Linked DNA regions of Homo sapiens: region 1 is linked to region 2. A link is an interaction called in ENCODE POLR2A ChIA-PET data of the cell type or tissue named here. Cell type or tissue: K562. All regions are shown on one strand. Links, peaks and the distances in the headings refer to the core of each region. The heading gives the core; the rest is flanking DNA. Region 1 overlaps SRPK2 (SRSF protein kinase 2). Region 2 overlaps LOC101927902 (a long non-coding RNA gene).

Region 1 (15,984 bases), core at 8,049-12,048, 190 kb after region 2:
AAAGAGGAAAGCCTCTTGCAGTTGAGATAGAGGAAGGCCACTGTCTCCTGCCTGCCCCTGGGAACTGAATGTCTCGGTATAAAACCCGATTATACATTTGTTCAATTCTCAGATGAGAGAAAAACCGCCCTATGGTGGGAGGTGAGACATGTTTGCAGTAATGCTGCCTTGTTATTCTTTACTCCACTAAGATGTTTGGGTGGAGAGAAACATAAATCTGGTGTACGTGCACGTCCAGTCATAGTACCTTCCCTTGAACTTAATTATGACATAGATTCTATTGCTCACGTGTTTGTTGCTGACCTTCTCCTTATTATCACCCTGCCCTCCTACTACATTCCTTTTTGCTGAAATAATGAAGATAATAATCAATAAAAACTGAGGGAACTCAGAGACCGGTGCCGGTGCAGGTCCTTGGTATGCTGGGCGCCAGTCCCCTGGGCCCACTGTTGTTTCTCTATACTTTGTCTCTGTGTCTTATTTCTTTTCTCAGTCTCTCGTCCCACCCGACTAGAAATACCCACAGGTGTGGAGGGGCAGGCCACTCCTTCAATCCAACACTGAAATATTCCCAGTTTAATCGACAGTGGAAGGCATCTGATCAACAGTAAGCTATTAGTAGTTAGCCTACTGTTAGTAGAAGTTAAAGTAGCATTATGAAGTGAGAGGGAACAAAGATTTTACAAGGAAAATGAAAACAGGAATACCTCTTAAAAACGATCAAAATCCCTACAAACATTTAAAACAACTTTACCTTACAGAGTATTTTTACATAAATTCACTGAATGTGCATCGCCTGAGCTCCTATCACATGCCATTATTCCAGGTGTTTGATATATAAAAGCTCCCAGGCTTCATGTTGCTTACAGTCCTCATATCCTCACAGAGGTTACCAATTCAGGACAGGAAATGAGTATGACGGGTGGGGTAATTGGCCAAAAAAAAAACCAAGATGAATCATGGGCATGGCAAATATGATTTAATAAGATACTGACAAGTTCCTAGTAAGTACCAGTGAAGTAGATAAAACTAGGATAAGATTTTAAGACATTTTTTGCCTTAGAATATTTACTGTTTTGGATAATACTGCAATTAGGATATGTTTAAATTACATTTAAAATGTCAAGGCCGGGCTCAGCCTTGCCTTGTAATCCCAGCCCTTCGGGAAGCCGAGGCAGGCAGATCACTTGAGGCCAGGAGTGCGAGACCAGCCTGGCCAACATGGCGAAACCCTGTCTCTACTAAAAACACAAAAAAACTGCACAGGCATAGTGGCACAGGCAAGGTAGCACACGCCTGTAATCCCAGCTACTCAAGAGGCTGAGGCACAAGGCGGAGGTCACAGTGAGCTGAGATCATGGCACTGCACTCCAACCTAGGCGACAGAATAAAACTCTGTCTAAAAGGAAAAAAGAAAAAAAGCAAATAAAATGTCAAAGGACCAATAGTAAGAAAGATAACATGATGTAAAATATTTCCATGGAGAACATGGTTATACTTTTGAAGGAAACACAATCCAATGGGCTCATGTTATTCAACGACATTCATGCATCTTCCTGGTGCAAACTGAATAATATGTGGAGTTCTATATCTGAACAACAAAAGAGATTCTGAAAAGTACAAGAAATTAATGGATAGGCACATTGATGATGTCCAGCCCATAGAGGTCAAAGGAATACGATTTTTGAAAAATCGTTTTCCAACTAAAATTGTATTTCGGTATCAAATACTATCTCAAGGTAAAAATGTCAGTATCTTTCTTTCCTAAAATATATTTGACCATTTTCTCATGCACGAGAGTTGTCCTATCTTTCCACCTTGGCTTCTTTCACAGTTCAAAGGTTGATTCACTGTGCGGGAGGCTGCACAGTTAAGAGTTAATGTGCCTCAGTGTGCAAATGTGTTCACATGAGGTCCCAATGACAATGATGCACCTCATGACAAGCAAGAAGTGATCTCAGTAAAAACTTAAAGTTCCAGATTTTTTTTAAAAAAAATTGGCTATTGCACTCAACTAGGCTAACTTTCCTAAAACAGCAATGGGCAATAAACACAAGAAAAATACTTTGCCACTGGGACAAATAAAGTTAGTTAAGATAATTGAAACCATTAAAGGAAATGGCAACAGGGCAGCGTTAAAAACATGACCTTGGATTCAGACTGCTCTTAAATTACTGCTCAACCATTTACTCATTGTGTTACCCCTGGGCAAGCTGTTTAAGCTGTTTGAGCTTTCATTCTCATCTATGGGAGGGGGAAACACCTGTTACACACAAATGTAGCAATAAGCTTTAGAAATAATCTACGGAAAACTCACAAAAACAAAGTCTAGCACACAAGAAACTTAAATGGTAAAACGTATCTAAGTCAGAAGACTTGTACTGATATTGACTTATTGAATTATGATTTTTCATCACTTTTTAAAAATTAATTTCTTTTTAGAGATGGGATCCCGCTATGTTCCCAGGCTGGAGTGCAGTGGCTATTCAGAGGTGTAAGTAAAGCACACTGAAGCCTCAAGCTTCTGGCCTCAAGTGATCCTCTTGCTTCAGCCTCCCAAGTGGCTGGGATTACAGGTGTGAGCCACCACATCCAGCTTCCTAAGTCACTTATTAAAGTTCTCTGGGTTGGCTGGCACGATGGCTCACACCTGTAATCCCAGCACTTTGGGAGGTCAAGGCAGGTGGATCACCTGAGGTCTGGAGTTCAAGACCAGCCTGGCCAACACGGTGAAACCCCCTCTCTACTAAAAATACAAAAATAAGCCAGGCATGGTGGTGCATGCCTGTAATCGCTGCTACTCAGGAGGTTGAGGCAGGAGAATCACTTGAACCCAGAAAGCGGTGGTTGCAGTGAGCTGAGATCGTGTCACCACACTCCAGTATGGGCAACAGAGTGAGGTTCTGTCTCAAAAAAAAAAAAAAAAAAATTATCTGGGTCTCAGTTGTTTCCATTTCTAATATAAAAGGACTATACTTGATAACCCGTATGGTACATCCCAGCAACAAAACTTTGATTCCATAATTTAATTTTGAACTACTTTTTTCTTTTTTTGAGATGGAGTCTCACTCTATCACCCAGGCTGGAGTGCAGTGGCACGATCTTGGCTCACTGCAACCTCCACCTACTGGGTTCAAGCAATTCTCCTGCCTCAGCCTCCCTAGTAGCTGGGATTACAGGCACATGTCACCATGCCCAGCTACTTTTTGTATTTTAGTAGAGACGGGGTTTTCGCCATGTTGGCCAGGCTGGTCTCAAACTCCTGACCTCAGGTGATCTACACATTTCGGCCTCCCAAAGTGCTAGGATTACAGGCGTGAGCCACCATGCCTGGCCAGAACTACTATTTTTAAATGGTTTTATTTTCAAAAATAACATTTGTCTTTCCAGTGAAGTTTTAAGTAATAATGCACCCCAGAATCAACCAACATTGACGAGAACTCCTACAATTATTTATACAGGATAACTGTGACAATGGGAAAAACAAAAACACAAACCAAAAGGAATCATGTTTCATCCCCATGGATAGATCTCCCCTTGCAAAATCTGACAGAGTTAAGTCTTTACTAATTCTTTCCTCTGTTGCTTTTACTTGTCAAATCACAGTATGTTCATCTTTCTTGCCTAAAAACCTTAATACGGCTGGGCGCGGTGACTCACGCCTGTAATCCCAGCACTTTGGGAGGCCGAAATGGGCGGATCACAAGGTCAGGAGATCCAGACCATCCTGGCCAACATGGTGAAACCCCATCTCTACTAAAAATACAAAAATTAGCTGGGTGTGGTGGTGCATGCCTGTAATCCCAGCTATTCAGGAGTCTGAGGCACAAGAATTGCTTGAACTCAGGAGGCGGAGGTTGCAGTGAGCCGAGATCGCGCCACTGCACTCCAGCCTGGTGACAGAGCAAGATTCCGTCTCAAAAACAAACAAAAAACCTTAATACTTGGTGCTAGCAGCAGGAGGCAGCAGAGATCCTTTGGCTGCCAGGGAAGCTGAGATCAACCTAAGCCCAGACGAGCCAGGGACGTGACTCTCAATCATCCCACTCAGGGAGCCATTTCACACACATGAGGAACAAGTGCCAGGTTTCTCTGGGTAAAGTCAGACTTTGAGTTCAGCAGCAGTGCGGAAAAGAAGGCTAAGTCTAGGGCTGGGAGCTAGAAGCCCCGAGTCCCATTCCAAATTAACTAGCTACAGGTTCAGAGAAAGTTCCTTCTTTTCCTTGAACCTCAAATTCATCTTCAAAATAAGGGGCTTGGTTAAAATGGTCTCAAAGCTTGCTTTCTGTACATCAACATTTGTGTCAGATACCATCTATTACTGGTCTTCGCAACACAAATCTGCTCCTCTCCACCACAACTTGATTGAAATAGGTCCTGTAATCTTGTAGATAAGTCGGGGAACAGTCAAGCATAATGTGGAGACTCCTCTAAAGACTGTCTCCCTGGCCTTGCTCACAGCCCAGAGTGCAAAGCTTCCCCCAAAATTCTGAACTGTAAAAAGAAATAGAATGAGAGCAACTTTCCAAATTATGCTCTGCTACTGGTGATAAGCGGTGGACTTTCTTCCTCCCACACCTGAACAAAGGACACAGAGCAGGGAGACTCTGTCTCCTCCTACTCTGTGGGTAACAGAACCTAATGAAGCACCCAGAGAAACCCACGTGGGCAGCCAGATGGGCTGGCAGAGGAAGGAGGCGACCCCAAGCAGGAGTTCTTCATTGAGAATATTAATTACTTGTGGGCGTGCGGGACACCAGAGGGGTTCTCCGCAAGCCTAGAAGTTTCCTGCTGGAAACACTGAGGGTTCCACTAGATTTCCCTTCCACAGTGAAACACACAAGGCAGGTCCCACCAACTGCCTGTGAAAACCAAGATGTTAAACTCAATGGAGGAGCTTGGAAATACCTGTTAACAATAAAAGAGGACAAGAGCCAGAGACACGCTCAAACCAAAAATCCAGGGGACGGCGTCCTTACCCACATTGTCCTGAAATAGCCTCTGCTCCTTTTTCTTTCATCTCTAACTGGTGAGAATTAATGAGAAAAGCCAGCAGCTGTACTTCTGAATGTCATCAGGAAGAAAGTTAAAGCTGCTGTGCCCAGCACTGGGACTGCACAAAGCAATGGCTCAGGAAAGCAGCTTAGTCCCTTGAAACAGAGCCACCTCACCACATTTCCTGAGTCAAGGGCTCAACATCCTGAGGAGAATTCCAAGTCAATACAGCATCGTGTGCACTACCATGCTGAACAAACCCAGTAATATCAAAATGTTTACCAAATTGACATGAAAGCTTCTGGTCTGAACTTGAACAATACTGGTTCAGTCATAACAAAATTTACTGATAAACAGGGCCACTGAAAGAATTACAATGGTAAATAAATACTAAGTGTAGAGAGACAAAATCAGCCAATGATACAGGTGAGAGGACCTGCGGGGCACCACCGTGGCTCTCGGCATACTAGAGGGTTGCACCCCAAAGGGAGAAGTCTGGAAAAACATTGGGTTTTAAAGGTCTCATCTGGTTACATATTATAATATCTACTTCATAAAATCTAATGGCTATACTTTTTTTGTTTGTTTGGAGACAGAGTCTGTCACCCAGGCTGAAGAGCAGCAGTGACACAATCTCGGCTCACTGCAACCTCCGTATCCTGGGTTCAAGCAATTCCTGCCTCAGCCTCCCGAGTAGCTGGGACTACAAGCACGTGCCACCACACCCAGCTAATTTTTGTATTTTTAGTAGAGATGGGGTTTCACCATATTGGTCAGGCTGGTCTAGAACTCCTGACCTCATGATCTGCCCGCCTTGGCCTCCCAAAGTGCTGGGATTACAGGTGTGAGCCACCGCACCTGGCCCACCCTTATTCTTGTTTGTCTGTTTGAGTCAGAATTTCGCTATTGTCACCCAGGCTGGAGTGCAATGGCACGATCTCGGCTCACTGCAGCCTCCGCCTCCCAAGTCCAAGTGATTCTCTTGCCGCAGCCTCCCAAGTAGCTGGAACTATATGTATGTGCCACCACTCCCAGCTAATTTTTTATATTTTTAGTAGAGACAAGGTTTCACTATGTTGGCCAGGCTGGTCTTGAACTCCTGACTTCAGGTGATACACCCACCTCAACCTCCCAAAGTGCAGGGATTACAGGCGTGAGCCACTGCACCCAGCCCCCTTATTCTTAATCTCCACAATCAAACTACAAATTATGCATTACTATTTCGAGTTTACAAATGAGGAAACAGACTCACAGAGGCTAAGTAACTGATCAGGAGTACAAGATAGAAGTGCCAAAGCTATGATGTTAAATCAAGTCTGTCACCAAAGCACAATACACCTTACACTTTCTCTTATCCCAGTGGTTCTCAGTGAGAGGAAAACTGGCAAAGTTCAGAGATATTTCTAATTGCCACAATCAGGGATGGTGACAGCTGATACTGGCTCTGAGGGGTAGATGCCAGGGACGCTGCTAAACATCCTATCTGGTCTGAAGTGCCAGCAGCCCTAGGGTTGAGATGGGGCCTACACGTAGTTATGGGACCAAATGTGAGCTGAAGGCATTTCAAGAAGGGAAGGCATCCTCTTAATTGGGTACTGTGAGAAGCCTTTGTCACAATGGTGGGATTTTCGTTGAGTCTTAAAAATGTGGGTAGACAAGGATGGCATTTCTGGCAGCCTAGAACAAAAGAGATGATCAAAGATGTGGAGATAAAAAACGGAAAGGTGCCCTTAGGGGTCAAGATGATTACCAGTGAGTACTTTCTCTAAACTACCTACAAAATAAAACCAGTAAACATTCATGAATGAAAATTCTGGTAAATCTGCACATTATAAATGTTTGGGACATCTTTGAACATTCATAAAAAACGTAAGCTGGTAGATTCCAGAGGGAAATAGGGTACCTGAGGGACATCACTTTTTGTCTGCAAGGGGAAATACAGGCTGACACCAGATGATAGAAAATCTTAAACAGGTTCCCAGAAAGTGACTTAACTTCTACTGGACATAGGCCCAGTACAATTCCAAACTTATTACAGGCTCATAATAAGTTTATTATATAAAACCCATTATATAACGGCCAAAATGGTAAACCCATGAGCTCTGAAGCCAGACTATCTGGGTTTGAATTCCTGCTTCACCACTTAGCACTTTTTAAGCGACTTCCTAACTAGGGGCAAGTTACTTAACCTCTCTGGGCTTCTGTTTCCTCTTGATGAAATCAGGAAAGTAATAATACCCATTTCACAGGGTTATTGTGAGGAACTCAACTATGCAAAGTACTCAAATTATACCTGGCACATAGTAAGCACTGAATTAACTATTTGCTACTATTAGCATTACTATCTCTCATTACATCTTTACAATAAACTAATGAGGAAGGTATCATTTTTGTTTGTTTTTTGTTTTTAAAGAGACAGTCTTGTTCTGTCACACAGGCTAGAGTGCAGTGGCACCATCATGGCTCACTGCAGCCTTGACCCCTTGGGCTCAAGTGATCCTCCGACCTCAGCCTCCCAGGTAGCTGGGACCACAGGTGCATGCCATCATACCTGGCTAATTTTTAAATTTTGTTTGGTAGAGACACGGTCTTGCGATGTTGCCCAGGTTGGTCTTGAACTCCTGGTCTCAAGAAATCCTCCCACCTCAACCTTCCAAAGTGCTGGGATTACAGGCATGAGCCACCACGCCTGGCTGGTATCATTATTTTCCCCACTTTTATTGATGATGAAATTGTGGTTTGCAGAAGTTAGGTAACTTGGCCAAAGCCCTTTGGTGAATGTAGGGTATATTTGATGCCAAACCCAAGCTCTTAACAACTCCATATATTGCTTCATGAAGGCCAAGAACATAAAGCTTCAGCAAACAGGCAATGGGAAGCCACTAAAGAATTCTAAATGGGAATATGAGTCATTAAAGCAAGGTTTTACTTGCAATAGAAAGGAGAATAAACTGGAAAAGGGACCGGGAATTGGATGGGCTGTATGCACAGAGAGCCAAGAAAAGCCTGTGAAAAGGTACTAGCTGGAGGTGATAAGGGCCTGAACTAAAGAGGACAGCAACAGAAATACAAAGAACATCAAGAGTAAAAGACATGGCAAAGGAGAGTTCAACAGGCGGGTTCCTGGGGAAGCACAGCAAGTGATAGAGTAAGGAGAATGACTGGAACATGGTCGGTTATCCATGACTCTTAAGAAGAAGGTCTACAGTGAAAGGATACTAAGAAAATACTAAGAAAATTGGTCTGCTCTGGCTTGTTCTGGGAAATGATATAACTGTGTCAGTCTGCAATAAAAAATCTTCCTAGTACTACCCGGGAGAAAGAAATACTGAAAACATAGGCTGAATCAAAGGGGTTGAAGGGAAACCTCAGGTAAGTAGATTATTAACTGGAGTATGTAATTTCTTGAACAACTTACTACACTGAAAGTTCTGCGTAAGCTTAGGGGGAAAAAATCCAGATTCCATGATAATATTTTTCTTAAAGAAAGATGGGTTCACACACACAAAACCAAAACCAAACCAAAATTCCATTAACACTGCATATAAGAACAAAGTGCAGACCACATGACACAATCAAATTTTCAGCTTGAATTTCTCTGAACTAAAGAAATAATATAAGAGCTCTTTCTAAGTTTCCACCAAAAACAGGGTACATGAATTACAGTGAGGATAACACACGCATTGGCCAGGTGTGGTATAATCCTAGCAACTTTGGGAGGCTGAGATGGGAAGACTGCTTGAGTCCAGGAGACAAAGAGACCAGCCTGAGCAACACAGTGAGACCCCGTCTCTACAAAAAAATAAAAATTAGCTAGCACGGTGGTGCATGCCTGCAGTCCCAGCTACTAGGGAGGCTGAGGTGGGAGGATCACTAGAGCCCAGGAGGCCAAGGCTGCAGTGAGCTGTGACTGACCAGTGCACTCCAGCCTGGGTAACAGAGGAAGACCCTGTCTCAAAAAACAAAAACAAAATGAAGAACACAGGTTAACTTATTTAATCTTCGGTTCATTCAACAAGGATGCACTGAGGTTCCACTGAACCTCAGATTTTCATCTTTCAACTTACAGACTCCTTCAACTTGCTAAGGCTATATTTTCTTCTCTAGAAGATAAAATAAATGTCAATGGCTCATCTGTGAATTCACCTTTTTTTTTTTTTCCCTGAGATGGAGTCTTGTTCTGTTGCCCAGGCTGGAGTGCAGTGGCATGATCTCAGCTCACTGCAACCTCCACCTCCCGGGTTCAAGTAATTCTCCTGCCTCAGCTGGCAGAGTAGCTGGGATTACAGGCGTGTGCCACCACGCCTGGCTAATTTTTGTGTTTTTAGTAGAGATGGGGTTTCACCATGCTGGCCAGGCTGGTCTCAATCTCCTGACCTCGTGATCCACCCGCCTTGGCCGCCCAAAGTGCTGGGATTACAAGCGTGAGCCACTGCGCCTGGCCAAATTCACCTTCTTACACACTAAGCCTAAAGGGTGGTGGTGTGGTCAGTCACTTAAGGCAACAGCAAGCCCCTCTGAAAGCATGAGGTTCTGGGAAATGATGGAGCCTGCGGGAAATACATGCAGGCAGCTATTTCTGAAATTATTCAGTATTTGTTAGAATGTGTAATTCCTTTAATATTTTCAAGATTTATCAAAAATAATTAGGAGATTCTTCCCAAGTTTTAACAATATGGTTTTATTTTTTTGTGTTTTTTTGTGTTTTTTTTTTTTTTTAAAGACTTTAGAGTTGCTGCTAAATGTTACAAATAATACACTAGTCTTATTTGGGGATCAAATAATTCCACTTAACATACTAATTTCTGCCCTCACCACATAACCTCTTCTACATTAAAGTTGTTCATTTGAGATATCAGCCTGTCGAAATAATGAATAAAAATGCTACTATTTGAAAGCTAAGGGCAAACAGATACAGTACTGAACAAAAGTTAGCCATAAATCTAGGCCCACATGTATACCTAGCATAATACTACATAGAAACACCTCAATTCAACTGATATAGAAGACAATGTAGTGAACTTTTCCCTCTCCAGCCCCTCTTCTCAAGTAACATCTGTCATGTTACAGAATAAGCTGCCAATTTTCCATACAAGGCTGGGTGCAGTGGTTCACACCTGTAATCCCAGCACTTTGGAAGGCAGAGGCAGGCAGACTGCCTGAGCTTAGGAGTTTGAGACCACCCTGGGCAACACGGTGAAACCCTGTCTCTACTAAAAATACAAAAATTAGCTGGGTGTGGTACCAAGCACCTATAGTCCCAGCTGCTCAGGAGGCTGCAATGAGCTGAGATTGCACCACTTCACTCCAGCCTGGGTGACAGAGCGAGACTCCGTCTCCAAAAAAAAAAAAAAAAAAAAAAAAACCGTACAAAAGGAAGAAGAGATGAACACACAGGCAGGCTAAACAAAGTTATCTGCACACAAATTCAACAGAAATATCAAAGATGCTTTTACTACACAAATTTAAACTTCAAACTTTTTACAGGCAATGAGTAGAATACATACTGATTCCATGCAGAACACTGGAATGGGCAAACACTGCTAATTAGGAGGAGTTCTTCCATCTACGCATACTTTCATTCTACAGATGTTTACTAGAGCATCATCTCTAAGCCTGACCCTAGCTGAGGGTTTTCTTCTGGCAGGGCAACTGAACAAAACACACATCTAATACAGTAATTTCTATATGAGTTAAACATTTCCATTTTTTTCCCCAGCTTTACTGAGGTACAACTGACAATAAAAACTGAATATATTAGTAGTGTACATGTCTTGAAATATGTGTACACTGTGAAATGATTAGCACAAAACAGCTAATTAACCTAACCCAGTATGACATATAGACTCTGTGTGTGTGTACATGATGAGAACATTCAAGTCTACTCTGTTAACAAATTCCAAGTACACAATAATGTTAACTATAGTCATCATACTGTCTATTAGATCTGCAGAATTTAACCACGTTATAACTGAAACTTTGTACACAACTCTTCAATTATCTATTATTTAATCTCCATCCAAGGATACTTAGTAAATAAACCCAGTAAGTTATTTCTTCTAAATTACTTCCTAATGAACTAAGTGGATGTTTTATAGTAGATACTGAACAAAAACAATGTAATTGTACCATGTCACATACCTTAAAAAAAAAAACGACAGGCAAAAAACGTATGCCTGACAATTACATGTTGTTCCCTTCACAACACAAAATATCATTAAATACTGACTTAATAAGAGTTCAAAATGTTATGCACTGATACATATGTAACATACATAACATATATACATTATGCACTGATACATATGTAATACATATACATATTTGTAAACAGCATTCATGTTGAAAGCCTAACCAATTAGGTACTAGGGCCTAGGGGCTGCCGTCAAAAGTCTCACCTGTCGAATGATACTCTTCACACAACGTACTGGGAGGCCTTGATAGTTGGATTTGATGATCCACTTGAGGAGATGGTGGCCAAGTACTTCGAAGACCATGCAGACATCTGGGACACAGTTAAGGATCGTTTGTGGATGCACTGCCTGGAGTGAGGCAGTTATTGAAAGCAGCACCATTGTGTCACTTGCAAAGCACTTATTACTTTATAAAATACAACATCAACCCTATCAGTAATACCAAAAGTGAGAAAATGTTGTATCTCACTTAAATAACAAGAACTGACATTACTAAATACAGGTGTTTCCCAGTATCTCAGGAGATTGGTTCCAGGACCGCTCTCAGATACCAAAATGTACATATGCTCGCCTCTTCAGTAAACTGGTGTAGTATATACATAACCTATTCACATCCTTCCATATACTTTATTTTTATTTTTTTTTGAGACGGAGTCTTGCTCTGTCGCCCAGGAGTGCAGTGGTGTGATCTTGGCTCACTGCAAGCTCTGCTTTCTGGGTTCACACCATTCTCCTGCCTCAGCCTCCCGAGCAGCTGAAACTACAGGTGCCCGCCACCACGCTCGGCTAATTTTTTGTAATTTTAGTAGAGACAGGGTTTCACCATGTTAGCCAGGATGGTCTCGATCTCCTGACCTCATGATCCACCCGCCTTGGGCTCCCAAAGTGCTGGGATTACAGGCATGAGCCACCGTGCCCAGCCCATATACTTTATTTAAATCATGTCTAGATTACTTATAATACCTAATACAATGTATATGCTATGTAAATAGTTGTTATACTCTATTTCTTAATTTCTACTACTTTTTACTGGTGTTTCCCAAATATTTTTCATCCAACGTTTATTAAATCTATGAATGGGGAACCAGCAGATAAAAAAGGGCTAAGTGTACTTACTCTGTGCCATATATTATTTCACGTGTACTCCAAACAACCTTAGGCAATAATGTAATTAACCCCACTGTAGGCATGAGGACATGGCACTTTCTAGGTGTAGAGTGCACTTAGAAAGTGCCAGGTGGCTGAGCCACTACTCAAGCCTACACTGAGCTGCACTCTCACCCATCTCAGCACACTCCCTGGAAATCAGCCTGATGAAACAGGCAAGACTGAAACCTCCTAGGAACTGACATGAAACAAATACAGAGCTCCAGTATCTCAAGTGTCCTAACTGCCTGCCTAAATTTCTACTTGATAAGCTACATAAAACACATTATAAAATAAAAATTTAGTAAACACAGTTAAGACCTATTTAATCTTTTCCTTGAATAATATCTTACATTATACAACTAGATCAATTTTAATACTATAGGCAGGTGTTAAGAATGTATGATCACCATTTAAGACATGGTATTAAGACTTAATCTATAGTAACAACATCTCAGGAATCTGGATTTTCTTTTCTTAAAAAAGACAGGGTCTCACTACGCTGTGCCAGGTGGACTAGAACTCCTGGGCTAAAGATACTCTCTTGCCTTAGATTCCCAAGTAGTCAGTACTACAGGTGAAAACCACCATGCCCAGCTTAATTTTTTTTTGAGACACAGTCTTGTTCTGTCACCCAGGCTGGAGTGCAGTGGCACGATCTCAGCTCACTGCAACCTCCACCTCCTGGGTTCAAGCGATTCTCCTACCTCGGCCTCCCAAATAGCTGGGATTACAGGCGTGTGCCACTATGCCCAGTTGATTTTTCCAGTTTTAGTAGAGACAGGGTTTCACCATGTTGGCCAGGCTGGTCTCAAACTCCTAATCTCAAGTGATCCACACACCTTGGTCTCCCAAAGTGCTGGGATTACAGGCATGAGCCACCACACCTGGCCCCAACTTAATTTTTTTTTAAAATAGGTATTTCAGCCTTCACAACTATGATACCTCCAATTTCATTATATATTCATGTCATTCATACAGGAAGATTACAAATGGCTCTGAAACCCTTTGAGAACATTTTATTCATCCCTGGAGGCTTACATTTGACTTTAGAATCAAAAAAAGTAGTTGATTTAATCAACTATAATAACTGAATATGCTATATTAAAACAATATTATTTTAAATATTTTTAGTGAAAAAAAGAAAAATCTTTCTATACTGTTTAAGAATGTAAGCACTACAGATTTATGCGCAGATAATCTAAAGCCAGAAGTTTCTTACTATTTCCCAGGCTCATTACAAAAACGGCAGATTATTTAAGGACTACATTTAGCAGCAGGCATAGGGCGAGGCCCAGGATATCCCAAACATAACCTAAGTCTTCTCAAAGCACTGGCATATCTGGATATGATGATTACTTCGCATTTTGCTTAACAGTAAAAATACCCACTAGAACGTATATTTCAAAAACCTCTATTTACCCACGGATTAAGTAGTTTCTCCAAAGAAATGTTCTATTAGCTGTCCCAAGAAGGACCTTGCAAGTCGGACACAGAAGAAGTGAGTGCTCTGCCGCTATCTGCTTACTGATTTATCTATCCAAAGGGAAAAATATACTCAGCAGTTAGCAGAAATTAACTGGAGAAAAAGGACGAGGTAACATTAGCAGCCACTGGTACTTCCTAGTATACTCAAGATGAATTTCTAAAAGAAATATGAGGGATTTTCAAAAAGTCTATGGAAAATGTGTATTTTGAAAACACTATGCATAGATTTCAAAAATTTTTTTGCACCAAAATAAACTCATACTAGTTTGTTAAAGTATCTGAACAGGATCTAGTTTGAGGCACTCGCAAGATAAGACATCAGTTTGAAAAAAGCCTCTAACAGAGCAACATGAATTCTAAAATCAAAGCAATAACAAACATCAAATTTATGATGAAGCTTGGGTGAAAAAATGGTGAAATCACTGATGCTTTATGGTAAGTTTAAGGGGACAATACCGCAAATAAATCGGCAGTTTACAAATGAATAACCGGTTTTAAGAAGGGATGAGATAATGTTGAAGATGAAGCCTGCAGCGGCAGACCATTTGCATCAATTTGTGTGGAAAAAAAGTTTGCGGCCGGGCATGGTGGCTCACACCTGTAATCCCAGCACTTTGGGAAGCTGAGGCGGGCAGATCACCTGAGGTCGGGAATTCGAGACCAGCCTGACCCACATGGAGAAATCCCGTCTCTAAAAAAATAAAAAATAAAAAATAAATACAAAATTAGCTGGGCGTGGTGGCACATGCCTGTAATCCCAGCTACTCAGGAGGCTGAGGCAGGAGAATCTCTTGAACCCGGGAGGCGGAGGTTGTGCTGAGCCGTGACTGCACCATTGCACTCCAGCCTGCGCAACAAGAGCAAAATTCCATCTCAAAGAAAAAAAAAGTTTGCACCCTAATTGAAGAGGACAGATGACAGCACAAACAACAGCCAACACCACAGACTTCACGACTGGTTCAACTTATGCAATTCCAATTGAAAACTGAAGTTGAGCAAACTTTCCACTCAATGGGTGCCAAAACCATTGTTCCCAGATCAAGACAAGAGCAGAGCTTTCAACGGAAATTTTAAACAGGTACGATCGAGATCCTGAGGCATTTCTTCAAAGGACTGTAACAGGACATAAAACATGGTTCTACAGTATGATCCTGAAGACAAAGCACAATCAAAGCAATAACTACCAAGAGGTGGCAGTGGTCCAGTCAAAGCACTAGTGAACTAGTGAAGAGGAAAGGTCACTGCAACCGTTTTTTGGGATGCTGAGGCATTTTGCTTGTTGACTTTATGGAGAACCAAAGAATGATAACACCTGCTTATTATGAGAGCTAATTTTGAGAAAGTCAGTGAATGCTTTAGCAGGAAAATACCTCAGAAAACTTCACCAAGGAGTCCTTCTCCACCATGTAAATGTTCCTGTTCATTCCTCTCATCAAACGAGGGCAATTTTGTGAAGAGTTTCAGTGGAAACTCATTAGACATCCACCTTATTATCCTTATTTGGCTACTCCTAATTTTTGTTTCTTAATCTTAAAAAGGGCACCCATTTTTCTTCAGTTAATAATGTAAAAAAGATTTCACTGACATGGTTAAATTCCTAAGACCCCTGGTTCTTTGGGGAGCAACTAAATGGCTGATATGATTGTTTACAAAAGTGTCTTGAACTTGATGAAACTTATGTGAGAAATAAAGTTTATATTCTTTATTTTTGTCTTTTAATCTAGTTTTTCTATGAACATGGTGACATTCCCTTGTATAAAAACCTTCTCAAATATATAGAGTGAAGGAAATGCTTCCCTAGTTGATCATGACTTAGTAGATGCATAAACTGGATGTCATTTTGGAGTTTAAATCTGGGAAAAAGCCTTATCCTTAGGCTTCTGACATTTGTGAAAGTAAAATATCAAAATGGTGGATCTGTTCCAAACATGATATAAAGAGCAAAAAATCTGAAAGAAGCCAGAAGACCACAGCTACTGACACAACCTAGCACCCATCAGTCATGTGCCTCTGAGTAAAGTGGTCCGATTTTCTTGAACCTTGGAAAATGAAAGTACTGCCTACTCCAGGCACACAAAGGGCTATCTCAGAGGATCCAACACCCACATAAAGAAAAAGTACTCATGACACTGAAGGCATCATCTCTTCTCTTCATTTTTGC
Region 2 (15,984 bases), core at 4,633-8,632:
TAATTTTATCTGTCAACTTGAGGGAGGCTGAGGCACAAGAATTGCTTGAGCCTGGGAGGTAGAAGTTGCAGTGAGCCAAGATCGTGCCACTGCACTCCAGCCTGGGCAACAAAGTGAGACTCCATCTCAAAAAATAAAATAAAAATACAATACAATACAATAAAATTGGCCGGGCACAGTGGCTTACACCTGTAATCCCAGTACTTTGGGAGGCCGAGGTGGGGGGATCACTTGAGGTCGGGAGTTCGAGAACAGCCTGGCCAACATGATGAAATCCCGTCTCTACTAAAAACACAAAAATTAGCCGGGCATAGCGGCACATGCCTGTAGTCCCAGCTACTCAGGGGGCTGAGGCAGGAGAATCGCTTGAACTCAGGAGGCGGGGGTTGCAGTGAGCCGAGATCATGCCACACTGCACTCCAGCCTGGGCGACAGAGTACAACTTTGGCAAAAATAAAATAAAATAAATAAAATTTTATCTGTCAATTTGGCTGGGCCACAATGCCCAGATACTTGGTCAAACATTATTCTGGCCCCATCCAATTGATTGAAGGCCTGAATAGAACAAAAGGCTGACACCCACCCACTCCCCAACCCACACCCGAAGAGGGACTTCTGCAGCAGGCTGCCTTTGGACTTTGTCTGCAACATCAGTTCTTCAGGGTTCACTGGCAGACTGCCTTTGAACTTGAGCTGCAATGCTTTCCTGAGGCTTCCCTGGTAAGATTTCAAACTTGCCAAGCCTTCACAATCACATCAGCCAATTCCTTAAGACAAATATTTTTATATGTATATACACACACATCCTTTTGGTTCTGTTTCTCTGGGAGCCCTGCTAATATAAGCAGTATTTCTTTCTCCAGGATTAGCCATTGGAACAGATTGTAAGTGCAGCTCTGACCTCACCAAAAGGAGACAGTAATCCAGGGACAGGAGCTTTCTGGGTAGGAGCTGAGGCTTTAGTGCAGTGACTTAGTAAAGACAGCCAATTAAAGAGTCCTGTGAGAAACGCTCACAACGCCTTCAACTAGATAAGGGGTACTGGGAACTCCCACTTCTAAGTATGCTCATGGCCGGTGTATCTTTGGAGAAATGTGGGTTTGCTGAAATTCCAGAGCACATATGAAAAAAAGCTCATCATCACTGGTCATTAGAGAAATGCAAATCAAAACCATAATGAGATACCATCTCAGGCCAGTTAGAATGGCAATCATTAAAAAGTCAGGAAACAACAGATGCTGGAGAGGATGTGGAGAAATAGGAACACTTTTACACTGTTGGGAGTGTAAATTAGTTCAACCATTGTGAAAGACCGTGTGGCGATTCCTCAAGGATCTAGAACCAGAAATACCATTTGACCCAGCAATCCCATTACTGGGTATATACCCAAAGGATTATAAATCATTCTACTATAAAGACACATGTGGCTGGGTGCGGTGGCTCACGCCTGTAATCCCAGCACTTTGGGAGGCCGAGGCTGGCAGATCACGAGGTCAAGAGTTTGAGACCAGCCTGAAACTATGAGGTTTCAACATAGTGAAACCTCATCTCTACTAAAAATACAAAAATTAGCTGGGCATAGTGGCATGAGCCTGTAATCCCAGTTACTTAGGAGGCTGGGGCAGGAGAATCGCTTGAACCTGAGAGGCGGAGGTTGCAGTGAGCTGAGATCACACCACTGCATTCCAGCCTGGGTGACAGGGCGAGACTCCATCTCAAAAAAAAGAAGACAAATGCACACGTATGTTTATTGCAGCACTATTTACAATAGTAAAGACTTGGAACCAACCCAAATCCCCATCAATGATAGATTGGGTAAAGAACATGTGGCACATATACAGAAAATCTGGCACATATACACCATGGAATACTATGCAGCCATAAAAAAGAATGAGTTCATGTCCTTTGCAGGGACATGGATGAAGCTAGAAACATCATTCTCAGCAAACTAACACAGGAACAGAAAACCTAATACTGCATATTATCACTCATGGGTGGGAGTTGAACAATGAGAACACATGGACACAGGGAGGAGAACATCATACACCAGGGCCTGTTGGGGGGTAGGGGGCAGGGGGAGGGATAGCATTAGGAGAAATACCTAATGCATGCGGGGCTTAAAACCTAGATGACGGGTTGATGGGTGCAGCAAACCACCATGGCACATGTATACCTATGTAACAAACCTGCACGTTCTGCACATGTATCCCAGAACTTAAAGTATAATAATAATAATAATAATAATCCAGAGCAATTCCCTCCTGCCCTGTCTGAGATTTGATGTAAAAAATGCGTCTTCCAGGCTGGGCACGGTGGCTCACGCCTGTAATTCCAGCACTTTGGGAGGCCGAGGCAGGCGGATCATGAGGTCAGGAGATTGAGACCATCCTGGCTAAGATGGTGAAACCCCGTCTCTACTAAAAATACAAAAAAATTAGCTGAGTGTGGTGGCAGGTGCCGGTAGTCCCAGCTACTCGGGAGGCCGAGGCAGGAGAATGGCGTGAACCCGGGAGGCAGAGCTTGCAGTGAGCCAAGATGGTGCCACTGTACTCCAGCCTGGGCGACAGAGCGAGACTCCATCTCAAAAAAACCAAAAATAAATAAATAAAATAATGAAAATTTAAAAATGCTTCTTCCGGCCAGGCGCGGTGGCTCACGCCTGTAATCCCAACACTTTCGGAGGCCGAGGCAGGCGGATCACCTGAGGTCAGGAGTTCAAGACCAACCTGGCCAACATGCCAAAACCCCATCTCTACTAAAAATACAAAAATTAGCAGGGCATGGTGGCGGGCGCCGGCAGTCCCAGCTACTTGGGAGGCTGAGGCAGGAGAATGGTGTGAACCTGGGAAGCAGAGCTTGCAGTGAGCCTAGATCATGCCACTGCACTCCAGCCTGGGTGACAGAACAAGACTCTGTCTCAAAAAAAAAGAAAGCTTCTTCTAGGGAGGTTTAGTCTCAGGCTGGCTCTCCAGGCCCAGAAGGGGTCATCTCAAATTTCTGCTCTTTGTGGACAGAGCTAATCAAATACTTTTTGGGTAGGGACAGCAGACATTGCCATATTCAGCTTCTTGAAGCTCCTTCAGACAGTGGAAGCTGGACCTTGAAGCTCCCCTAACAAATAATGTAGCAATTGTTGAGAGTCCTCATGGTCATGGGATAATGCTTGGCAGTCAACAGGGGCTCACATTCTGAAATAAGTAACGCCAACATGGTCATGCTTACTGAAAACTGTAAACTACTTTGAAGCATACAGAAATGTGTATTCTGAAATAAGAGACAGGCTGATAAAAGAGGAAAAGAAAAAGGGGTTTGCTTGGTTCTTAAGAGACAGGGATGGGAGTTCCCTGTAAGCAGAGTTGCACAAGAGATGGTATGGAGGCAGAAAAGAGGAAGCAGGGAGCAAGGCAAGGCCAAAGTCAACTGAAACAGGAAAACTAGCCAGAAAGCACATTGCTTGCTCTTTGAAGACATTTCCTTCAAGTTCTGCCTTGCCCCAAAACCTAACCCAGGCCAGGGTGGTGAGCGCTCTCACCTCTGAGCCTCTGACACATGGACTGCATGTACTGCTATTGCTCCTTGGCATATGGCCCAATTTTCTGAAATCATAAGCATTTCTGTGCAACCATCCTGTCACTCCAGTTAAATTTCAAGACAGATTTTTTTTTTGAATAGTATATCCTTAGTGGAAGAAATAGGAACCATTTTATTTTATTCATTTATTTTTTTTGAGACGGAGTCTTGCTCTGTCACCCAGGCTGTAGTGGAATGGCGCGATCTTGGCTCACTGTAACTTCTGCCTCCTGGGTTCAAGCCATTCTTCTGCCTCAGCCTCCTGAGTAGCTGGGATTACAGGCGCCCGCTACCACACCCAGCTAATTTTTTTTTGTATATTTAGTAGAGACGGGGTTTTGCCATATTGGCCAGTCTAGTCTCGAACTCCTAACTTCAGGTGATCCACCCACCTCAGCCTACCAAATTGCAGGGATTACAGGCGTCAGCCACCGCGCCCGGCTCCAGACTGGGTTTTTTAGCAAAGAAGGAATTAATACAGGGAAGTTGGTGCTCATGAAATAGTTGAAAGTACTGAAGGAATAAGCATGTAGGCTGGGGCCTTCTGGAATGTCTACCTGAATGCCACAGAACTGACCCTCATTTCCCTCCCTCCAGAAGCTACAACCTCAGCCCAGATTAGCAGGCTGAGGGGTCAGGAGGCTGTCACTGGAGCTGTTGAGCTCATGAACACGCCGAAGTTGCTGCGCTCCAGAAATGTGGAAGTTGGAATGAAGAGCCACCACTGCTGCCACCAACATGAAGCTTGACCAAGCAAGCCAAGAAAAGATGGCCAAGAGCCTCTGCCTTCCTTCTGCCTTCTGCAACGCAATGGTGAGCTGCACATCCACAACTTGAAGGGAGTCTGGGAAATGCAGAGTTAAACTTTCTAGCCTCTCTAAGCTTTCAACTGTTACAGAAAGGCAACCCAGGAGGAGACTGGAATAAATGCTGAGTGCCAATTTCCAACACAAGTAGTCATTATAATTGGGGTGAGTGTTATCTTGCCCTGGCTCAGGGGTAATCTTGTGTTGGTTCTGTTCATCCCCACCAAAATCAAGTGCAGGGCTTATTCTCCCTTCCCTAACCATCAGGTCACTAGGGGTCCAGGGCCTCACCTTCCTTCTCAAGAGTTAATGAGCATTCCAGGATGTTGTAAGGAAGGACTGTCCATATGGAATAGGGAGGACACAAACCCAACATTTTGCTCTGACTGTTAGCCAATAAACAATGTCCTGGTTGTTGCTTGCTGTCAGGCATAAGTCCTCACTAGACACCTACCAGAAGGCAACTAACCCAATGGTCTGGCATAGGCAAAGGGGCTTACTAAAATGTAGGCTGGCACTCACTTCTAGCCCTCTCCTCCTGTCCCCACCACCTCTCTGTCTTATCACTTCCCTTCTATCTCCCCTCCTCCCTCAGCCTAGAGAATATTTTTCTAACTTAGGTAAGGAGCTTTGCTGTTATTCCTGATGTTTTCTCCTAAATCTTTTACCAGTTTGTTCTCTCCAGTTCACTAAGGATCTAGACCAGTGGTTTTCAATCTGCAGCCTACATCTGAGTCACCTGGAGGGCCTGTTAAAACACAGAACGTGGAGCCCAACCCCCAGAGGTGCTGATTCAGTAGGTCTGGGGTAGGGCCCAAGAATTTCCCTTTCTAACGAGTATCCAGGTGATGCTGATGTGGTCTGGAGACCATACTTTGAGAACCACCGGCCCAGGCTTTTGAAACTGAAAAACTTTGCTTTCTGCTTGTAAGACCCATCTCTTAGATAGGAGCAAAGAATGGTTTGTCTGTTCAAATGGGGAGATGGAATAGAAGAAAAAAAATCTAGAAGAAAAAAATCAAAATCAATGTTTTAAAAATAGTATTCTAGCATTCAGTAGTAATAATATAACCCCTTTGCTATGCCTTTAATATCTGGAAGAGAGAAGCTTGAGTACTTGCAAAATCTTGCCCCTGGATGGTGCAAAATAATGTCTCATTTTCCTCTTGAGTCTTTTGTCTTTGCCAAATCTATCTTAGAGGACAAAAAGGAGCAAGTCCTTCCTCCCTGCTTTCCTCTGTCTCCTCTTCTCTTTCCTCATGATGCTTCGGTCTCTTCTGTTATCCCTTGGCTCACCCCTCAGTCTTGATTTTTCTCACTCTGTGTTCCTAGCTGTCAGTCACGTGGACCTAATCCAGTGTTCTCCCAAGTAGAGGGGCTTAAGCTACTACTTTCAGGCTGTGCTGAGTGATATACATACAATGCCTCATTGACAATCCTGAAGGATGGTATTTTGCTTCTCATTTCACAGATGAGGAAACAGATGCTCAGAGAGATCACACTGCTAGGAATTGGTGAATCCAGAATTTGAGTCCAGTTTGTTTAGCTCCCAGTCCCAGGTCCTTCCCACATGTTCATGATCTTGTGTCCTTTTGCATCCCCAGCCCACAGGACAAAAACCTTGTCATGCTTGGGGTCAGGTTCTGGCCCCAGCTGAGGGCTGAGGGGAGTGGGTGGACACAGGGCAGGGAGCTGGAAGAACACCTGAGAGACAGCATGTAAGTGAGACATGGCTTTATTCAGCAGCCCCTTTACAGGGTCAGTGTTACATTTATACACTACACAGACAATAGTGGCTGAGAGCCAGGTGGTGAGCTTCTCTATGTTATGTCTACATGGCTATGATTGTATAAGACACGAGACTGCACTTGCGCCCCAATACTGCTGAGTCATTTAGGCTGTTTACCTTGACCTATGCCTGCTGCTCTATGCCTGCTTGGCTGCAGCACAGCCATGTTCCTTACAGACCTTCAGATGGAGATTTGCAATGAGTGCACTAAAAGAGACTCCATGTCAGATGCCAATCTCTGGGCCAAATCTTTGTGGGATACTTTACTCATAGTAGGAACTGCAGGACCACTACTTCCACTGGAGCATTTGTGTGTGTGTGTGTGTGTTTGTGTGTGTGTGTGTGCGTGTGTGTGTTTTCATGTGTGGGACATTCTTTTTGAAAATGAACATGGTGGGAAATTATGGTCTCACCCTCAAAATCCAACCAAATTCTCAGCAAACCCCAGATTGTGTAGGTTGTAGGAAAGAAGCATGTTAGTTTTGGCAGAAATACTCTTAGTCTGGCAGTAAATTTCTTAAAACATAAAAATGCTTTTTAACATCCTGTTTTTGTCCTCCTTTTGTTGATTTTTGAGCATTTCTTCCCAAGCAAGGAATTATGTAGCAAGATTTGAAAATTACCAAACTTTATTTTGTTAGTTTTCTTTGGTTCCTTTTCTATGTTTCTGTATACGTTATCTGCTTTAAACTTTAAACTCAAGGATTAAAGTGACTCTAAAGCACTTCGGAGTGATCCAGGAACCACATGGGGCTGGATAGCAGTTTCCTAGAGCAAAATGACAAGCCCTGAAAAGCTTACTGTAGGCCATCGAGTTCATACATGGCCCCCTGTCAGTGGGTAGATAAGCTGTGAACCTAGGAATATGGATGCCTGTGATAACTGGTCCTCACTCTTCTTCCTAGACAAAGTTTCAGATCTCTGTGTCTTTCTGGGCATCTTCGAAAACTTCCATTCCCCATTTGCCATGTAAGCCAGACTCATGTAGAAGTTAGGATTTGTAGACCCTGGAGGTAAACAGCTTCCTCCAGAACCTTGTTCTGCCTCTTAGTAGCTGTGTAATCTTGGGCAAGTTACTTAACCTCTCTAGGGCTCAGTTTCCTTACCTGTAAAATGGAAATAAAGCACATTCTTCCAGGCCAGGCATGGTGGCTCATGCCTGTAATCCCAGTGCTTTGGGAGGCCGAGAAGGGCAGATCATGAGCTCAGGAGTTCAAAACCAGCCTGGCCAACATGGTGAAACCTCGTCTCTAAAAAAAAGCAAAAATTAGCTGGGTGCAGTGGTGCACACCTGTAGTCCCAGCTATTCAGGAGGCTGAGGCATGAGAATTGCTTGAACCTGCTTGCAGTGAGCCGAGATCCCGCCACTGCACTCCAGCCTGGGCGACAGAGTGAGACTCCATCTCAAAAAAAAAAAAAAAAAAAAAGCACATACATTCTTCCTAGGGTTGTAGTGTGGCTCAAATAGATGCTTACTTAAAGCAGTCTCTGGTGTATAACAAATGCTCAATTAAAGTTGCTATTCTTGGCTGGGCACGGTGGCTCATGCCTGTAATCCCAGCACTTTGGGAGGCCGAGGTGGGTGGATCACCTTAAGTCAGGAGTTCAAGACCAGCCTGGCCAACATGGTGAAACCCTATCTCTACTAAAAACACACAAAAAAATTAGCCAGGCATGGTGTTGCATGCCTGTAATCCCAGCTACTTGGGAGGCTGAGACAGGAGAATTGCTTGAACCTAGGAGGTGGAGGTTGCAGTGAGCTGAGGTCGCACCACTGCACTCCAGCCTGGGTGACAGAGCAAGACTCTTTTTCAAAAAAAAAAAAAAAAAAAGAAAAGAAAAAACAACTAAAGTTGCTATTTTTATCATGAAATTGCTTTTGTCTTGTGGTGTCAATTAGATCACAATTATGTGAATATATCTATGAACATCTTCCTGGCTTCTAGACTGGTAAATGAACTCAGAAAGTCCTGGTCCTTACCAAAGATGGGTGGTAGTAGCAATTCCTCCAACAATTTACCCCTCATCAGCAACATGTGTCATCCTTTTAGTTAGGCCTCCTTTGCTGCTCCATGTCACAGATTAAAACACAGAGGCAAAAGTCAAAGGTTAAGTAACCTAGCTTGTCTTCAAAAGCCCTGCTGTGAAATGTGGCCTTCCATGGTTCCAGTCTACTCAAGGTGGCTTGGAAGCCATGAAACCTCAATCTTGGCTCTGCCATTAACTAGCTGTGTGATACAGGACAAGTCACTTCACTTCTCTGAGCTTTAGGTCTCAATAGTAAAATAAAAGGCTTGAGCCAGAACCCTGTGACTTGGGGCTCCCTAGATCTTGGGGAAACCTGTACACATCTCAGCGAGCTGACAGATGTCTGCACTGAGATTAACTTTGATCATTGTCGGCCATTTCTACTGACAGTGAAGCCAGCTGAAGTAGTAGAAGCATAAATAGGAGAGGCAGAGATGACCAGTTTTTTTTTTTCTTTTTTTTTTTTGAGACGGAGTCTCACGTCACCCAGGCTGGAGTGTAATGGTGCGATCTCAGCTCACTGCAACCTCTGCCTTCTGGGTTCAAGTGATTCTTCTGCCTCAGCCTCCCGAGTAGCTGGGAGTACAAGCGCCTGCCACCATGCCCAGCTAATTATTTTTTATTTTTAGTAGAGATAGGGTTTCACCATTTTGGCCAGGCTGGTCTTGAACTCCTGACCTCCGGTGATCTGCCCACCTCAGCCAGCCCCTGAAAGTGCTGGGATTATAGGCGTGAACCACCGCACCCGGCCAGAGATGACCAGTTTTCTGATGAATGGTGTCCAAAGGCTAGGCCCAGACCCAAGGCCTGTAGGGAGGCAGTATAGCTGAGATCTGCACAGTCCCTTCGACAAACATACCATGTGTGGGATAGATGAAGGGGCAAAGGAACCTTGAGAACCCTTGGCCAGTGATTAAGAGTATTTACCTGGCATCAGAAAGATCTAGTCTAGGTTCAACTTAAAGCTGTGCTATTTACTCTTTGCGTGACCTTGAGCAAGTCAACCTCTCCCAGCCTCAGTTTCTCCAAGTGTTGTGGTCATAATTAAATGAATTTAAGTACTGATGTACTTAAGACAGTTCCTGAGACAGACTGAGCTCTTAACTGCCATTAATTACTGCTATCGATGTGAATATTCGAGCAGCACCAGCTGATGGGAAGGAGGAGGATCCAGGATTGGGTGGGTGGGTGACAGCAAGCAGGGAACTAACCTGGCTGGCTAGACTGGCCTGGGAAAGGTAACCAGGTGGGCTGAGTAGATAAGGCAAGCTGGGATCTGGTTCAGTTGATTATCAGTATCTTCAGGGAGCAAAGTAAGCAGCTGGAATGACTGTGAGAGAGTGGGGATAGTAGACCAAAGTCAGGAAGGAGTCATGGCTCTTGAGCAATTGACTTAATCCAAGCAGAGCCCCAGCCAGTAGGGACTGAGGAAGGTTGGAGAGGAAAGTATATTGGCAAAGAGGAAGACAGGGTGATTGAATCCCAGCTGACAGGCGGAGTCCAGTCCTAATAAGGGAAACTGAGGCACAAGGGCATCCTAATGAACTAGGTCACTGCAAAGTGGACTGTCCAATAGAGGAAGGAAGGGGAGAAAAGGCTGTGATGAGGTAAACCTTGAACTCTCAGAGCTCTGTTGTAGCCCAGGAGATAATTACCAGCCTGCTAGGCCTGGCAGGGTCGGTGGGGCTGAGCCTTCCGAAGTTCTTTCTAGAGCAGTCATGGTCACCAGTGACTCGAGCCAGTTTACTCCCCTCTTGCACCCAGCCACTCAATCAGAGTGCAAACTGCCCGATGCCAGACCACAGCTCCTAGCAATGTGATAATCTGGTGCCCAGGAATGTGAGAATGGTCAGTGCACAGGAATCTGAGGCAGAGAGGATATATGGTGACCACTCCTCAACAGTGGCAAGAGCCTGTACTTGGAAGAAAAGGATTTTTCTTATCTTCCTAGGACAAACCTGTACTTTGTTACTAGAAGAGAGCTCCTGGGTTTGCCCGAGCTGTCTGCTCAGGTTTTTTTTCTTTTTGGAAACAGTTTCGTTCTTGTTGCCCAGGCTGGAGTGCAATATGGCAAGATCTTGGCTCATCACAACCTCCACCTCCTGGGTTCAAGTGATTCTCCTGCCTCAGCCTCCTGAGTAGCTGGGATTACAGGTGCCTGCCACCACGCCCAGTTAATTTTTTGTATTTTTAGTAGAGATGGGGTTTCACCATGTTGGCCAGGATGGTCTCGATCTCCTGACCTCGTGATCCGCCCCCCTCAGCCTCCCAGAGTGCTGGGATTACAGGTGTGAGCCACTATGCCTGGCCTTGTCTGCTCAGTTTTATAACGATCGCTGAAGCAAAATGAAATGGAAAGGTTGGAGAGTAAGAGTAAATAAAATGACTTGGCCTGCACATTTTGTGGAATTTCCCCAAATAGTTTACCAAATATGAAATGCTTCGGGCTCAAATGGGATTTTTTTGTTTGTTTCTTTCTTTTAATTTAGAAGCAACCCTGAATATTTGACCCCTGGTATAAATTGTGTTACCAGAAGCCTAGAAATTTGTATTTCAAATTTCCTGTCATTTTTTTTTCTTTTTTTACACATTTGTTTGTAGTCATTCACTACTCATTTAAGGAAAAAAAAAATCACTATCTGGGATGGATAGCAGTTTTTCTAAATTTCATAGTAATTTTTTTACCTGTTCATAAGATTTTGATTTACTTTAACATCTCTTTGGGGCATAGTTCAAAATATCTACTGCTCCCTTACAAATCACTACATGATTTTGGCTTCAGCTTTGTTTGAATTTATTGAGCTTTTCTGTTTATGTTGCCTGCAAGCCAACTGTCTACATAAAGCACTCTTCCACTTCAGTTTTGTGCCACAGGACTTCATCTACCCAAGTCTGAAACAAGTTCCCAGAGGAATTAGCTTTATCTCCTTACTAATAAAATTTTTTTTTTTTTTTTTTTTTTTGAGATGGAGTCTTGCTATGTCACCAGGCTGGAGTGCAGTGGTGCGATCTCGGCTCAGTGCAACCTCCACCTCCTGGGTTCAAGCGATTCTCCTGTCTCAGCCTCCTGAGCAGCTGGTATTACAGGCACGCACCACCACTCCCGGCTAATTATTTTTTATTTTAGTAGAGATGGGGTTTCACCATTTTAGCCAGGCTGGTCTCAAACTCCTGACCTCCAGTAATCTGCCCACTTTAGCCTCCCAAAGTGCTGGGATTACAGGCATGAGCCAGCATGCACAGCAAGCAATGACCATTTCTTTTTATTTTTTTTCTAATAGAAAGTTTCAAAGAAATCTCTGGAGCCGGGAATGGTGTTGTGTGCCTGTAGTCCCAGCTACTCAAGAGGCTGAGGTGGGAGAATCACTTGAGCTCAGGAGTTTGAGGTTGCAGCGATTGCACCACTGTACTCCAGCCTGGGTCACAGAGCAAGTCAAAAAAAAAAAAAGTCTCTGGTTTGAAAAATGGAAATGGGAGAAGCTGACTTTCATCTTTATAGATTAAAACCTTTCAGTGCAGGTTATAGACTTTGGGTTTTTGAGGTTTGTTTGTTTTTTTTTTTTTTTTTTTTAGTTGATGGTCATCATCCAATAATTTTAAAAAAACCTGTCATGCTTCTTACAGTATAAACTATATTTATTATATCTTACAGTATAAACTATGTCTGTTTTATTATATCCATATTATTTTCTAACTCCTGGCACAAAAATTTCAATTTAGGCACAAGATCTGAGAAGATGGTTTAGGGACAAAGGGGTAAAGATGATTCCTTTGTGGATTTCATCAAAGCATGTTTCAAAAGTATTGTGCTATTGGGCTGTTATTTATCTGTTTTTGAGGCGGAGTCACTCTGTTGCCCAGGCTGGAGTGCAGGGGCCTGACCTGGGCTCACTGCAGCCTCCACCTCCCAGGTTCAAGCGATTCTCCTGCCTCAGCCTCCCAAGTAGCCGGGATTACAGGCACGCACCACCACATCTGGCTAATTTTTGTATTTTTAGTAGAGACAGGGTTTCACTTTGTTGGCCAGGCTGGTCTCAAACTCTTGACATCAGGTGATCCGCCCGCCTTGGCCTCCCAAAGTGTTGGGATTACAGGCGTAAGCCACTGTGCCTGGCCAGGCTGTTATTTTTGGAAGCATGATAGTTATATAGGCCTAAAGTTGTATGTAAGTAAGTAGAATATGTATTTTAATTTAGCGGTTAACAGATTTAATTTCATTACCTATTAATGGAATGTAGAATGTTCTCAATAGTTATTTTGGCTTCAAGTTGGCTTTCTGCCTTCATGATCTCTGCTAGATTTAACTGGCCTAAAACCAGCTAGAAAAGACTACATTACAGTTCTAATTTATTGGTTTCAAATCCGAGCTTTTATAAAGGTCTATTTTATGGACAAATAATGTCCATCAAAATAAACTATTTAAAGCCTGGTAAACTTTTTTTTTTTGAGATAAGGTCTCATTCTGTCACACAGGCTGGAGTACAAATGCTGCCATCACTGTTCACTGCAGCCTTGACTCCCTGAGCTCAAGCGATCCTCCCACCTCAACGTCCCACGTAGCTAGGACTATAGGTATGCCACCATGCCCAGCTAATTTTTGTATTTTTTGTAGAGACCCAGGTCTCACTATGTTGCCCAGGCTGGTCTTGAACTCCTGGGCTCAAGTGATCCCCCTGCTTAGGCCTCCCAAAGTGCTGGGATTACAGGCCTGAGCCACTGCACCTGACCTAAACATCTTGCTCTCAGCATTTTTATTAGTCTGCCTTTAGACTTCATCATTATAAAGAGATTCCCTTTTGATTTCTGTTAGAAACAGCTTAGTTAGGAAGTAAATATTGGTAGATTCATTCTTGGTTACCAAATTCTATTTGCAGATGATTGAAAAGTAAGAATTTTTATTTTTTTTAGACGAAATCTCGCTCTGTTGCCCAGGCTGGAGTGCAGTGGTGCGATCTTGGCTCACTGCAACCTCTGCCTCCCAGGTTCAAGCCATTCTCCTGCTTCAGCCTCCCAAGTAGCTGGGATTATGGGTGTGTACCACCACACCCAGCTAATTTTTCTATTTTTAGTAGAAACGGGGTTTTGCCATGTTGTCCATGCTGGTCTTGAACTCCTGAGCTCAAAGCGATCCACCCACCTTGGCCTCCCAAAGTGCTGGGACTACAGGCGCAAGCCACCATGCCTGGACTAGAGTTTTTTGTTTTTTGTTTTTTAATTGAAGAGTAGATGTAAATTGTTTGCCTAGACTGTTTAAAAACATGTTTAAAATGGTACTTCCAGACCAATGATGAGAATGTGTCCTGAAACAGGTATTATTACTGATTTAATTCTGTGCTCCTGAAGTTTATTTTAAAAATAGCATATTGTAAAGGAGATAATCCTAGATTGTGTGGGTATAGTGTGTGCATTTCTATATGTACATAGCAGTCATAAAGTAATATTCTGGGCACCACAAATCTAAAAAACGTCCAAGTCATGGAATCATAGTAGAGATGTCAAAGGGAGGGAAAGGGTGAGAAAAGGGTGAACTGAAAAAACCTGATAGTATTATTTCTTCCTGCTCAGGGTTAATAATATAGTAAAAAGAGATTTTTATTACATACAACTAGAAAGGACCAATTAGAGTGTGGAAAGTGTTCCTTTGCATAGTCAAATGATAGGCAGGGGAATATAATTTCACCAGAAATTACTATAGCGAGTTTCAATAAAGGACTGCAGAACAATAAGGCCTTGTTAATCCCATACTGGTCTGTTCAAATAGTGTGTAATTCAAAGCAATTGCTGCTCCCTAGGCAGGAATTTACAATTGCTACATGTGAAGGGAGGATAATGTGTCATTCCAAGGGGAAATCAGGTTCTGGAAAGGGCCTCCTGGCTGCAGAACTGTATGTGTCCCCAAACAGCTCCACAGCAGGCCAAGTTAAACAAAATAAGTAGAGAACCACCCTGTGAAATGAGTCTGCTTCGAATTGATCTGTATTTGCCTTGCTCTCTCCTGCCTTTTTGGTGGATGACAAAATGTCCCCAAACCAAGGATCAAGAGGGGAAGGCAGAGAAACTCAGACCTGAATAAGCTATCACTTAGAAATTGACTGCCTCCACCAGTGCACGGTGGCTCACGCCTGTAATCCCAGCACTTTGGGAGGCCAATGCAGGCAGATCACTTGAGCTCAGGAGGTAGAGACAGCCTGGGCAACATGGTGAAACCCCATTTCTAAAAAAAATGCAAAAATTAGCTGGGCCTGCTGGCACATGTCTGTAGTCCCAACTACTTGAGGAGTGCTGAGACAGGAGAATTGTTTGAGCCCAGGAGGTTGAGGCTGCAGTGAGCCATGTTCATACCACTGCACTTCAGCCTGAGTGACAAAGTGAGACCCTGTCTTAAAAAAAAAAAAAAAAAAAAAGGCAAGAAAAAGAAAAAGACAGAAAAAAGAAAGTGACTCCTCCCACCCTACTCCCCTACTTGGCAAGGGCATACAACTTCATTCAAGTGAACTGCAGCCTACATGTACGGACTGTATGTATATTTAATTGATAATAGTGATGCATACAGAGCACCATCCCTGGGCATAGAAACACTGGACAAGAGTCAAACATGAGTCAACTGTAAGAGGAGGCTTGAATCGTAATACATTTTGAACAATTATGGTCAATAATCCTTCAGAGAACAACCCTTCAGTTCTACGTTGTCATTTTTGTGGAATTAAATGTGAACAGCTTAAAATTCCATACTGTTTTAAAACTCAGCTTTGAATTCCAATGACTGACTAATCCATGCTCCCAGGGACACCAAGCTATGTCAGTCCTCCAACAACATATTGTGAGGCCACGCTGAGCTGCTAATTCCTGTGGACTAGCTAATTAGGTAAAAAATTAAATTAAAAACGAAAAGCCCAGGCATGGTGGCTCATGCCTGTAATCCTAGCAGTTTGGGAGGCTTAGGCAGGAGGATTGCTTGAGCCTAGGAGTTTGAGACCAGCCTGAGCAACAAAGTGAGCCCCTGTCTATACAAAAAAATAAAAAATTTAAAAAAAAATTAGCATGGTGGCACACACCTGTGGTCTGAGCTACATGGGAGGCTGAGGCAGGAGTATTGCCTGAGCCTAGGAATTGAGGCTGCAGTGAGCTGTGTTTGTGCCACTGCACTCCAGCCTGGACAACAGAGGAGAGGAGAGGAGGAGAGGGGAGGGGAGGGGAGAGGAGGGGAGAAGAGGGGAGGGGAGGGGAGAGGAGAGGGGAGGGGAGGGGAGGGGAGAAGAGGGGAGGGGAGGGGAGAGGAGAGGAGAGGGAAAACTCTAGAGGTAAAATCATTATGCAGAACCCACTGGTGTGCTGTTTTTGACACGAGGACTGCCTATTAGGTGCTCAGGAAATAAATAAGAATCTTAGATGAGACATCCCAGCAGATTAGGATCCAAAAGATCTGTCTGGAATTCTGAGATGCCATAACACGTAGTAACATGCACACAGCATTAAAAGGCTGTTGTGGCAGAGGCATTTATTGTATTGCTCACCAAATATCCATAGGCTTCCCCATCTGTCCCAGTCCATCTGTAGTTTGTTCTGTCCAACCACTGAGACAGAGGTGATATGTGTCCCTTCCAGGCTGAAGTATAGGACACATGTGAATTCTCTATGCATTCTCTCCCTCTACGGCCAAGATGGTGATGGCCCAAGGCTCCAGTAATATAGCTGCAAGTGCCAGAGCCTCTATCAACCAGGGTGCTTAAGCAGAATTCCCATCTCCACTTCCCATTCCACCACCAACCTGTATGTGTCATTTAATGAAAA

The links. Peaks named below come from ENCODE experiments on the same cell type or tissue, not always from the same donor. Only the 100,000 strongest peaks of a DNase experiment are listed, where the experiment ranks them.
Region 1: POLR2A ChIA-PET joins it to region 2 with 5 read pairs; 3 of 35 experiments call an interaction of 5 or more read pairs at or near these places.

Annotation. Positions count from the first base shown.
Region 1 is chr7:105,149,114-105,165,097 of GRCh38, forward strand. It overlaps SRPK2 (SRSF protein kinase 2), which reads right to left. Exons shown (of 16, transcript NM_182692.3): 7 at 11,394-11,500. Among named protein-coding and RNA genes, the nearest start is that of KMT2E, 140 kb to the left of the region's middle. In K562, for the core only: no CTCF peak of the experiment used is centred there; no DNase peak of the experiment used is centred there.
Region 2 is chr7:104,957,817-104,973,800 of GRCh38, forward strand. It overlaps LOC101927902 (a long non-coding RNA gene), which reads left to right. Exons shown (of 2, transcript NR_187679.1): 2 at 4,168-4,518. Among named protein-coding and RNA genes, the nearest start is that of LINC01004, 25 kb to the right of the region's middle. RefSeq lists an enhancer at 3,538-3,607. In K562, for the core only: no CTCF peak of the experiment used is centred there; DNase peaks (open chromatin) are centred at 6,293 and 6,995.